2 separate regions of the Mus musculus genome follow, and region 1 is linked to region 2. The links are chromatin loops, found by intact Hi-C in ENCODE. Cell type or tissue: left cerebral cortex. All regions are shown on one strand. Each heading gives the region's core, and the rest is flanking DNA. Links, peaks and the distances in the headings are about the cores only.

The links. Peaks named below come from ENCODE experiments on the same cell type or tissue, not always from the same donor. Only the 100,000 strongest peaks of a DNase experiment are listed, where the experiment ranks them.
Region 1: a loop joins it to region 2, with 3 times the contacts of the local background. A loop is called at or near these places in 14 of 42 quality-filtered maps.

What each region holds. Positions count from the first base shown.
Region 1 is chr5:74,251,550-74,254,456 of GRCm38, reverse strand. All of the region lies in intron 5 of Scfd2 (Sec1 family domain containing 2), which reads left to right. Among named protein-coding and RNA genes, the nearest start is that of Rasl11b, 58 kb to the right of the region's middle. In left cerebral cortex, for the core only: no CTCF peak of the experiment used is centred there; DNase peaks (open chromatin) are centred at 461, 1,430, 2,433 and 2,528; H3K27ac peaks cover 2,500 bases.
Region 2 is chr5:74,193,488-74,196,394 of GRCm38, reverse strand. It overlaps Rasl11b (RAS-like, family 11, member B), which reads right to left and starts at 1,069. Exons shown (of 4, transcript NM_026878.1): 1 at 805-1,069; 2 at 236-292. The coding sequence starts at 943. In left cerebral cortex, for the core only: a CTCF peak has its summit at 1,221; DNase peaks (open chromatin) are centred at 282, 682, 1,178 and 2,614; H3K4me3 peaks cover 1,633 bases; H3K27ac peaks cover 1,764 bases.

The DNA of each region.
Region 1 (2,907 bases), core at 156-2,655, 58 kb before region 2:
AATGCCTCAGTGTCTTAATTAAGGGCCCGCTCTTAAAGGCTCCATTATTTACCAACATTAGCACACCGGGAACGAAGCCTCCAACATAGGACCCTTTGGCACACGGGTGCCACATCCAGCTCCTATTGAGGAAAGGGAGTCTGCTTCTACCTCTACTGGCAGCTCCAGGATCTGGTAGTGTCCCTCATATGCTTGGAGAGAAGGGCTGAAACCAAAGCTGCAGAGCTGTCATCCAGTGCCTAGGGGTGGGGGTGGGGTGCTGAAGGAAAGAGGTTTCATGGGGAAACTGACATATGAGCTGGTCCAGCAAGGAAAAAGCATTTCTAGGAATAGGAACTGAAAGCCTGGTCCTGACCACTCCTTTCGAGAAAGCACGTTCATGTCTCTGCCTGCAGAGTGCTGTGCGCTCCTCCCACAGCTGCAGTGTCCTCTGTCCCTGTCTTTCCCAGCCTGTGTCTGCTTCTTATTCCTATAGGAAGCCCCTCTTCCCAGTGCCACAGCTGGCCACTTCCTGGCTAAGCCCTCCACTTAGGGACTCCAGGCATCCCTTCTGAAATCTGAACTCATACAGCAGCACTTCCTGTCCCGTGTCATTTCCGCCACATGCCTCCTTTTTAGCTGCAATTAGGAACTCGGGGTCATGAAAGCCCTTCCTGGTCACCTTCGGATCATCTTGAAGTTTTACCCTTTCTACAGTGAGATCCTCAAACTGCTGGCAGACAGGCCCTGGGCCTTTATTTAGGGCTAGGTTTCTCTACCAAGATCCCATGAACCCAGATACAGGGCTCTTGTAGCCCCTGACCTGAGACACTGCCACTGCAGAGAGCTACCCATTTCTGGGGGTCTGAGGTTACACACATTCATCACACAGAGGCCAGAGGTTGATGTTGGGCATCTTCCTTTAAGTCGTTTTATTAAACCTCCTGTCTCCACCTTCCCAACACTGGGAATACAGCTCTACACCACAGCACCCAGCTTTTTACCCGGATGCTGAGTATACAGGACTCAGGTCCTCATGCTGAATAGCCAGCTAGCCACCTCTCCAGCCCCAGAGCCACCGATTTCGTAATCTGTGAATAGGCAGAATCTGTCCCCGAAGCTTAGGACTCAGGGTATGTGGCTGAGGGTAAGGGGAGTGATCAAGAACCATCCTGGGATCCTCTGCCAGGCCTGATCAACCCCATCAGTACCAAACAGCCTTTCAGTTCCCTTCCCCACATGCTAATGCCACTGTCATTCACTCTGCCCAGTGAATCCTCTTCAGGGAACAGCAGTGGAGGGCAGCCTTTCTGGCCTCTTGGGTTGGAATATGTACTGCCTGGCTGAGTTTGAATTCCTGGACCAGCTGGGCTGGGGGTTGCTATTCCAGGAGGGTGGAGTGGCCTCTTTTTTGGCTCCTGAGGGGTATCTTTAATGCCACCCACCAATAGCAGTATGCCTCAACATCTCCGTGTGCCAGGGTGAGACATATGGTGTATTTTTACCAAGTGTGCAGATCTGGACAGGAAAGGAAGCTCATCACTGGCACTTCCTTATTTGGCCATTGTTCCTTGCTTCCTTCCCAGCTTACTCCTCTCTGCTCATTTTTCTTCCTCCCCTCCATGCCTGTGAGTGGACTTCCGGGTCCTGCCCCATCCCTGTTCTAGCTGGAGACTTTTCCCTTAGCGTATTACAGTCTCCACTTTGGTAGCCTCCATCAGTTGCCATCCCATTGCCAGAACGGACTCATGCTGGCCCTGCCCCAGGCCCCGACACTCATATGCATGCTACGAACACCTAGTAAATGCCACAAGTCTGGATGCCCAGCCTTCCTAGTTCCTCCATCCTGGGACCCCCATTTGGCCTATAGAGTTATCTAGCTATATGTGCTTTTTACAGACAGTACCGTATAACCGCGAGATGCAGAAACTGCCCCCATTTGTTAGCTTTCTAACTTCAAAGCTTCTTCCCTCTCTGACCTCAGTTTCTGTGAGTATAAAATGGAGATGATACTTATTTCTCAGGATTACCAAAATTAGGTATGAGTAAGGTTATACCTAAGGTGTGGTAATGGCCAGTAGTATCTGCTGTCTTTTTCTCTCTAGTTGACTGTATAGATTCTTTATTTATTTTTTTTAACCTAGAAGTTGGAGGGCCAGTATTCATATCAGTTAGGTAAAGGAAATAACAAACAGCCCTAGAAACTCAGGACAGTCATCTGTTTATATTCACAGAAATTTCTAGACACAAACTCTCAAATTCCCAATTAATTATCCTATATAAAAATGATGTACTATTTGCATACAACCTACATATGGCTAGCTGCCTGTGTATTTTAAGTCATCTCTAGATTACTTTTTAGACCCAGGCTAATGTAAATGCTATGCAGAAAGCTGTTACACTCAACATTTAGGGAGTAAGAAAAGCCTGAGCATTATACATGTTCAGTGTGGATGGATTATTTTCCAGAATATCTTTTATCCACAGCCGGTTGAATGCATGGATACAGAACCGTCAGGTGATTGCCGTTCACAGTGATAGTTAGCATCTTCTCTGTTGTGGGTCCCTCTCTGGGAAGAACAAAATCTGGCTTGTGCCAGAAGAAGAGACTGGGGATGGTGTCAACCACCAGTGACTGCCCAGCAGTGCGGAAGATGCAGAGGGGGATCCTGTTTCTTAAAGTGCAATGTCACTACTTAAAGTCACTGTCACTTGGACATAGAAATAGTTAAGAGGAGATTCAGGCAGTATCTCCATAGTCCTTCCTGTACTGTAAGCATGCTAAGTCCTGAGGATAAGCCACCTGCTCCTGCTGCAATCCAGTCTTAGCTGTGCCTGGCAGCAGGCAACAGAGGCCTGTACTGGTTAGTGTCTCACAGATTAGCCCCCTATCACTGTGGGCCTGCAGGCAATAAAAAATGTGTAAGT
Region 2 (2,907 bases), core at 117-2,616:
AACATACCACAGGGAATACTTTCGGGCACTTGATAAAATGATGAATGCGCCAAGAATGGAATGAGGCCAGATGGCAGCTGGGGGGAGGGGGAAGGGGGAGGGGGAGGGGGCGTGCAGAATTGGAAGTAGCAGAATCTTGATGCTAAACACTGTCACTCTGAAGGAAGTGTCCTTAAAGGTACTGAGAAATGAGGGCGGCCATCCCAACAGGGTTGGTCTCCGTACGTTTCCTCACCTGCATTTCGTTCGTAGTCCCCGATGAATCGTTTAGTGAGGAATCGGACCACCAAAGCTGCAATTCAGAAAAGAAAACAGACTGTTAACCCACTAAGTTAGACGGTTCTCCACCCCACCCCCACCTGGAAAACAACTCTTCCAAAGAAAGTCACAGCCGGCCACCGAGGGCTCCTTGACCCTCTACCAGACACAAGGAGGTAGGAGTGAATTACAGCTCTGCCAGCAGGAAGGGTCTTGAGGCCCAGCCCCTCCGCGGAGCCCAGCTGGGCCACACCTAAGCCTTCCAGCAGGCAAACTTCTTCCTAACCTTACGGAACTCCTGGAGGGGTTACAATCACTAGCTCCCCCATTCCGCCCCAGATCCTGCCAAAAGCCCAAAGCCCCAAAGTTCTACTCTGGCCCGAAAGTCGGCGGGACGCTCTGGGCCCCAGTGACCCTCTTCGTTAAAGCAGAGACATGAAGAGGCAGAGGATCCCACTGCAACGCCCACCGTCTCTCAGTTCCAGTCCGAGCGGGGGTCTCCCACGTCCCGCCCCTCCACCAAGCGGGTTCCTCGCATGGACTCACCGGTCTTGCCCACGCCGCTGGCCCCTACCACGGCGATCTTAACGAGCCGGCGGCCCGCAGCCCCCAGGCAGCAGTCGGCAGCGGTGCTGCCTGGGGCGGGGTACTCTGCGATGGTACACATGTTCTGGATGAGGCGCATCGCCGCTACGGCCCGGCTGCACGGAGCGGGGAGGAAAGTCAGGACAGGAGACGGCTCGCGCTGCAAGGAGAGGAGGGTACCCCGTCGGAGGGCGCGCGGGCAGAAACTGGAAAGAACGGGAGAGCGCGACGAGAAGAGAGGCTCGGGGGTTCCGGATCGCGGCTGGGATGGCAGCCGCCGGGGCGCGGGTTTTCTCTGGCCCAGGCCCCGCCTCCATTCCAGCAGCCAATCCCCGAGCGCCCCGCTCGAGGCCCCGCCCACGGCCTGCACTACCAGGCTGCGCCCCCACAGGAGCCGAGAGCGAGTGCGGGGCCCCGTGAGATCCGAGGAAAACAGGGCGGCCGGCGCGAGGGTGGCAACGTGCGGGACCCAGCCGGCTCCCGCTGCGCTAGCACGCGGCCGCACCGGTGCCTGCGGGGTCACGGGGTCTCAGATCCGCGTGGGGGGATCTGGCCGTGTCTGCTGGGTCTCAGGTCCACGTGGGGGGAATCTGTCCTTGCCTTCATAGGAGACCTGGCGTGTCCGCGGGATCTCAGATCCGCGGTGGGTTTAGAAGCACCCACCCTTGTCTGCCAACCTCGCCGCTGGGCCTCCGTAGGTCAGTCCCTAGGCATTCTCTGAATTGGGTCCCAGGTCCCCTAACCTCTCTGACCACTGGCTTCTCCACCTCTGACCCCAAGGAACCTGCTGGGAGCCCCATAGGTCACTGCCCTGTTTGGCCCTGCCCTATGTTCTGCTCGTGCGCTCGACATCTTTGCACTGACTTGGCTACATTCAAAGTATTATCCTGGATTATACATTTTCCCCATCCTTGTATTCCTAAACAAAGGCACCCCTCCGTGACCCAAAATGTGGCGTTTGTCTTTGGGGCAAAATACCTATTTTGTTCTAGTTCTTGCCAACAGTGCAAGCCCACGAGAAGGCACACAACGTGGAAAGCAAGTACCGCACCCCGAGAGGCAAAGCCAGGCTAAAAGTCACTAGAACAAGCTTGCATGGCTAGCCCAGTCACGCCTCCTCCCAGATCTGTGAAAGGTAAGACAAGAAGTCAGTGCAGCTGTGGATTGGACTCACCGGGAGGCAGAGGGGCCCCACGGTTAGCCTAGTCATAAAGGTTAGTTAAAAGTGGCTTGTCGCCAAGGAAGATGAGGAGTCTAGCACTCATAAAAATACCAAGTACCCCCGTGTCCTCATCAGAGAAAATCACAGACAACTGCTGGCCAGATCCCAACTTCAGCAACCTACTTTATCTATCGCCACCAGCATGCCCTTACAACCCTCAGGGCCTTTTATCTTGGTGCCTAAGAGCAAAGCCTGTGGCATTTTGTACACCTTTATTGAAGGTAGAAAAGCAAAAGAAGCTGATTCCAGGCTCAACACACCGTTTCTTGTTTAATCACAGTCCATTCTGGGCTTCATTCACCAGGTAATAAGAATTTACCCTCCTACTCTGGTCAGACCGGGACAAACCCTGTATCTAGTAACAGTTTGAAGGGGTGAAGAAATCGGAGGGGAACTAGGAAGATTATGTAGACTTGCCTGGTTAAGTCTTCCAGGATGAACAACAGAATGGAGGGGGTGGGGTGGCAAACAGGCTGAGCAGTCACGGTAGTAAAAGTCTGCCTTCTAGGGAAAACACTGGACTGAAGCAAGATCAGACGTCTGAGTCTGGGACAAAGGGCATGGCCAATTTGCATCATGTCTTTCTGTGTGGTTTAAATCAAACTTGAGTTTTGCCGGTCTATAAAATCAAACTTAGCAAGGCTATAATTAAGGTACCGTGCACCTTTCAGCCCCCGGCCCTCTAGCCTGCAATTCTCTAGTGTTTACATGGGAAATAATTACGTAGTCTACAACATTTGTTCGGCTGCTTTTTGCACACACAGACCTGATAAAGATTCTCAAAGGGAATTTTGCCTTGAATCACTTTAGCGTCTGGTGTTTCATTTTCGTTACCATGGGAC